Regions from separate parts of the Mus musculus genome. Here region 2 is linked to region 1. A link is a loop called in an ENCODE intact Hi-C map of the cell type or tissue named here. Cell type or tissue: heart. All regions are shown on one strand. Each heading gives the region's core, and the rest is flanking DNA. Links, peaks and the distances in the headings are about the cores only. Region 1 has its middle 53 kb from the start of Gm24638. Region 2 has its middle 200 kb from the start of Gm24638.

Evidence for each region. Hi-C counts contacts between places; a loop is a spot of excess contacts. Peaks named below come from ENCODE experiments on the same cell type or tissue, not always from the same donor. Only the 100,000 strongest peaks of a DNase experiment are listed, where the experiment ranks them.
Region 2: a loop joins it to region 1, with 3 times the contacts of the local background. A loop is called at or near these places in 2 of 42 quality-filtered maps.

What each region holds. Positions count from the first base shown.
Region 1 is chr9:101,444,352-101,447,267 of GRCm38, reverse strand. No RefSeq gene overlaps it. Among named protein-coding and RNA genes, the nearest start is that of Gm24638, 53 kb to the right of the region's middle. In heart, for the core only: no CTCF peak of the experiment used is centred there; DNase peaks (open chromatin) are centred at 707, 1,287 and 1,807.
Region 2 is chr9:101,589,359-101,592,274 of GRCm38, reverse strand. No RefSeq gene overlaps it. Among named protein-coding and RNA genes, the nearest start is that of Gm24638, 200 kb to the right of the region's middle. In heart, for the core only: no CTCF peak of the experiment used is centred there; a DNase peak (open chromatin) is centred at 1,744.

The DNA of each region.
Region 1 (2,916 bases), core at 139-2,638:
CCTTACAGGAAGCAGAGGTCATAAGGGGTCTTGCTGCCTTACAGGAAGCAAAGATCATAAGGGGTGTGAATTTCTACCCAGACTTGCCTCCTCATTTCTCAGTGGCACTCTCTCAGATAAGCGGTACCCACCTCACAAGCAGGATGTGAAGACCTAAGAGACAATTCCTCAGTGTCCTTCCTCCTCACACCCAACAGGAAGTGACCACTCACAGCTCTGACCCTTCTCTGAGCCAGCTCACCTTCACTGACCTCTCAGCTCCTTCACATCCCAAAGCATCAGTCTTAAACAACTTTCCCTCCTGAGAAGCATGGGGGAAAGAGAAGTAAGAAAGCCAGCCACAGACTGGGCTGAGATTGAAGGCCAGAAGCCTTATTCTGAGCAATAACTGAAAGCTAAGAAACAGGGATTGTGCCTGTCCTCTCAGCATCCACCCATCCCTTCAGTACCACCATCCCCAAGTGGGCCCCTATGTGTGGTGCTAAGCCTGGCTCCTCTGCTTAGAGATGAGCAGGTGGCCTGGGATGTCAATCAAACATTCTATCCTGTGGACCACAGTGATTAGTTCAGGGATGGACACATGACCTAAGCTTTTCAGTGGGATTCAATTTGGGTTTTTATGCAAATACAAGTAAAAAGTTTTCTTTTCAGTAGGCTTGAAGTTAGGAGTTTGTGAAGCTGAGGATTCAAGCTGGGGACCATCACATGGACAGAGTCTACACACGGTCCAACAGCAAGGATAATGGAGCTGAGATTAGAAATGGCAGCCTCCCAATAGCACTGCCTGAGTCCCTGAAGGCAGCCAAAGCAGACTATGAGTTACATGTGTGCTAAAGCAAACATATATACTTAACTAGTTAAGTGCATTACATAAACGCACATCTGAGTCACCACTGCACAATGTGTTGGGGAGGGGGGTAGGGACAAATGCTACTTATGCACAGGTGAGAAGAAAAATGTTAAAAACCTTTCATCAACAATTTTCTGATATAACAGAACTCCCCTTTGCAAATACACACACCATTGCAAACTGCCCTGACACATCCTACACACATACCCATGCCCCCTACACATATTATCCATGTCCCACATACACACATGTGCATACGTGTGCTACCTAACCATGTTGTACATCATCCATACCACACACATACACAGCTCCGGCTTTGGGTATCTCATTGCTTCCGTCCCAGTGCCAGGGCCCCACCCACAGTTCTCTTCCCAGCATCCCCCCCCCCGACTTGCTGCCTGCCATGCCTTCCTCTCCCTCAGCCATACAGAACAAAGCTGCTCTCTCAGAAAGCTGTCTGTGACTCATCCCATCCCATCCCTGCCAAGTTTCCATCACCAGTTGGCTATTTTATGCTTCCAGAAGGAATAATTTGCATTTGCACCCTGCATGGGTTTGTACATGTTTGAACATTTTTTAAGAGGCAGCATATTGAGGAGGGTGAGGAAGTTGGGCTGCGTTCAAATCCAGCTGCACCTTAATCTACTGTGAGAATCCTTATGATCCGTGGATTCCTTATCTGTGGGCCAGGGGATCTTACCACAAGCCTCCTTCCTTCCCTGGGAGCTCACAGAGAATGGAGGGATGGCTCCTTCAGTTGTGAAGATCAGAAGGACCTGCCAGTATATTATAATATTCTCAGACTTCTACCCCAGCCCTCTTGCCCAACCCACTGTCTAGGCCATTTCTTCTGTTTGTTGTACTGTTGGCTGTCCAGTAGTAACTGACTCAGACCCTACCCTCTGTGAGTTGAGAGCCTTGGGAGTTACCAACTCCCAGCCACCAGCAGTGTCAGAAGGCTGAATTTCAATCTTACATCTGTTTAGGTGGGTCCCTTGCAGTATGACACACTCAAGGAAGCCGGAAAGAGAAACTTTCAATGTTGGCCTTTAACAGACCTCACCCTTGGCTTTCCATGGAGGAGTTAGGAACTGCTAATCTAGACAGAGAAATATGCCAAATGATTTTTGCCTAAAGTGAGGTAATCACAGTGCTAACTGGACATATAAAGACATCAACAATCCATCACAAGGATTATGGGAGGGACCAGATCAACTGGTGTTCCCCAAGAAGACTGCAACAATGAGACAAGGTTTCTTTGTCTTCCATGCTAGAGAAGGGGCAGGCCAGATACAAAAAGTACGCAGCTGATAGACACTACGGGCTGAAATATGTCCAGTTAGCACTGTGATTACCTCGCCCTGCCCACTTCTCTGCTCAGAGGAGGTCACACAGAGAAAGGGAAGCAACTGAGCCCATCTGTGTAAAGAAATGTGACATTATGTCATATATAAGAACTGGGAGGGGGTTACTATCACAGTAGGTTTGGGTAAGAAAAGCAATGCTTGAACTGAGCCAGAAGTTGGAGGTTGGTGACCATGGATGGAACAGAAAGAAATATAAAATTAAAAGATGGCCTGTCTGTGGTAATTTGAATGAGAACAGCCCCACAGACCCCTAGGGACTGGCACTGTAAGGAGGTGTGGCCTTGTTGGAGTAGGTGTAGTGTTGTTGGAGGAAGTGTGTCACTGGGCTTTGAGGTCAGGCCTAGTGTCACTCTCTCTTCCTACTGCCTGCTGATCCAGATGTAGAACTCTGAGCCTCTTCTCCAGCACCATGTCTGCCTGCCTGCTGCCATGCTTCCTGCCATGCTGATAATGAACTGAACCTCTGAATTGCAAGTGAGCACCATTTAACTGCTTTCCTTTATAAGAGCTGCTGTGGTCCTGGAGTCTCTTCACAGCAATAGAAGCCCTAACTAAGACACTGTCTATACTGAAATTCATCTAATCTGCCAGGTAGAAATTAAGAGATGAGGAAAAGGGAAAGGACGTCAAACGCAATACAGGAGCAAAATTAAGTGAAGATTGGCAAGTAGATCATGATGACCAGAGCAGAGTCCAGTA
Region 2 (2,916 bases), core at 270-2,769, 140 kb before region 1:
CCCAGGTACTTAAATGTGCTTCAAGTCCTTCAGGTATCATGAACAAGTTACTCTCTAATCATGAAACTCAGCTGAGACTGGTCTTCATGGTACTGTCTTCTCCATCTTCCATGAGGCTGTGGTGCATCTGACTCCAAACGATTCTACCCACCATCCCTTGCAGTTTCCTAGTTACTGTATTTACAAAGAAGCCTAGACTCCATTATTGACCAAGGGCCAAAATGTAAGAGGCCCATTCTCTGAGATTCATAAATGTCTGAAAATATGTATTCTGTGTCCCCGATGCTTTCTTAGTCTGATCAACCACTGTAACAAAACGCTAGAAACAGGATTGTTTGAATGATAAACAGTCCTCACGGTGTGCTGGCTTCGAGCCCCAGATGGGGGTACCAGGTGGCCAGCTCTGGCTGGGGCTCTTTCCTGGTTTACAGATGGCCGGCTTATTGCCTGCAGAGAGGGAGGTGGGAGAGGGGCGTGGGGAGAACAGAAGCAGCAGTTTAGATTTCATCTTTACTGTGTTTTCTCAGCAGTTTGTCTCTTCTGTAGGCTTCCCACCGTCTTCGGTGTTGTGTGAGTTCCTCTCCTGTCCTCATCTATCTCCCGTTCTGGGTCTCTCAGTGTCCTATGTGTGATGTTTCAGGATCGACCAAAAAGCAAGCGCTTATCCTCAATCTGTCAGCTTTCAAAAAAGTAGTCGGTGCAAAAAGTATAAATTCATTCCTTTCTCCATGCCGTAAATCTTTCCCACCAGACTTAGTTCCACACAGCGTTCACGGTAGTTTCTCTGAAGGTGCTAGGCTGGTCCCAAATCAGTACCAGACAAGCCCAATGGAACAGCCCGTGTGGTGCGCCCCCTCATGAAGTCGCTGCTTAAGGCCGCATGCACCTTCCTCCTTTCCCGTCCTCCTTTCTCCAATCCAGGCTGCATCCCTGGCACACTGACAGTCTTCAGGTAGACCTGTCCCTTTGCGGACCTTCCTGCCTTGCCGACTCCTAGTTTGAGAGTAAGGAATCTCCCGGGATCTCTCCCATGAACCGCTCACATCTCCCTACAGCTCTGGGTTAAATGGTTTTCCTCTGTGTACTCAGAAAATATGGCATTTCCCATCACCCATCCTGACACGGCTAATTATAAATACACACTTCTTTCTTCTTTTCTTTTTCTGTCCCTCAGGTGAGAGTTTGTCTAGAACAAAGTTCATATTAAATGCTTGAGGCTTAAACTCAGGCCTTAAAGCTGAATACATTTAGTGAAAAGAAGGAAAGAAAAACAAACATATAAGGAAGAGAGAAAGAGGAGGAAGAAGAGGAGGAGGAAGAGGAGGAGGAGGAAGAGGAAGAGGAGGAGGAGGAGGAGGAAGAGGAGGAGGAGGAGGAGGAGGCAGTGGCAGCGTTTGGCTCCCTTAGACTGTGGCTCCATCACATCCCCTTTCAGCTCACACTGGAACTTTTCTTCCTTTCTAATTTACATGCTGGATGTAATTTCTGCCATCAAGCATATGCTGCCCAGACCAAGAAGAGGAGGAGAATGGTTTCCACCACACTAGCATCGGATTTGACCATGTGACCAGCCTTGCCCACTGAGATATGAATGGAAGTGACTCACGTGTGTTTTGCTAAAGCAGGAACTTTACAGATGTGGTGTGATTTGGCTATCTTTCCCTTTACTGTTGTTTTATGACCAACGATGTCCCAAATAGAGACTGTTTTTCCTGGATCATAGGCAGGAACAGTGTGGAGTAGAGCCAGGCCTGGTCTCCAGGGAGAGTAACTCCAGGAAGCTGGAGAACCAAGCCACTGATGAGGTGTTGTTTGACTTTGTGCCTAAGCTGAAGAATGAGCAGACAGAGCCCAGGACTTCAGAATCAGCAGTTATCCTATTAGCTTCCTTTCCAACAAAGAGACCAGCATCCCGGGCCATTTAAACTCTGAGTCCTTTGCTGCTTAGAAATGTTGCCAGCCAGATCATGAGAAATGTCATTTTGTGGCTGGAATTTAACTTGGTAATTCAGTGGCTTCTCCAATTAGTTCTAGTCGTGACACCGGTGGGAGCTAGGTCAGTCCACTCTCATTCCATAGAGAACATCAATGTTTAGAAGTTTAGCCAAGGGTTTAGAGAGATGCTCAGAGTTTAGCAACACGTAATACTCTGTGGAGGACCCTGTTCTGTTCCCAGCACTCACATCAGGTGAGTGGCTTACAACCACCTGTAAGTCCTGCTCTAGGGATCTGACATCACCTTCTGGTCCCTATGGGCACCTGCACTCATGTGTGCACATGCCTATACAAAGACACCTAATTAAAAATAAAATAAATCTCAAACATAAGAAAATTAATGAAGTTAGCATTAAATATTTTCAGCAGTTAACGGTCATCGAAGCTAAAGATGGAAGGGCTGGAGAGGTGGCTGAGTGGTTCGAAGTGCTGAATGTTCTTCCAAAGGACCTAAGTTCAGTTCCCAGCATCCAAATAGTGGCTCACAGCAATCCATAACTTCTGTTCCAGGAGACCTGACACCCTGTTCTGGATTCTATCAGTAAAAGGCACACATGTGGTGCACAAACATACGTGTGAGCAAAACATGCACACATGTGAAATAAATAAATTTCATTTTAAGGAAAAAAGACAAGGATGAAGTTGGAGCTATTCTGACCAGTTATGGATGGATACAATCTTTCTAGGTCAAAGTTTCTAAAATTCCATTCCTTGAATAGAAATAGTACTTTTCAAACAGTTCTGAAATTAAAAAAAAAATGCAATCAATGATCTTGAACTTAGTAAAGCAAAATAAATTTGAATAGTTTGCCAACATGCTTTCAAGAGTTTCTTTTGCAAAGGCATGATTTTGCTAATGACCATTTTAAAATGCTTCCAAACAGTCAAGAAAAGTGTAACCCTATGGAGTTGCCACTCCAT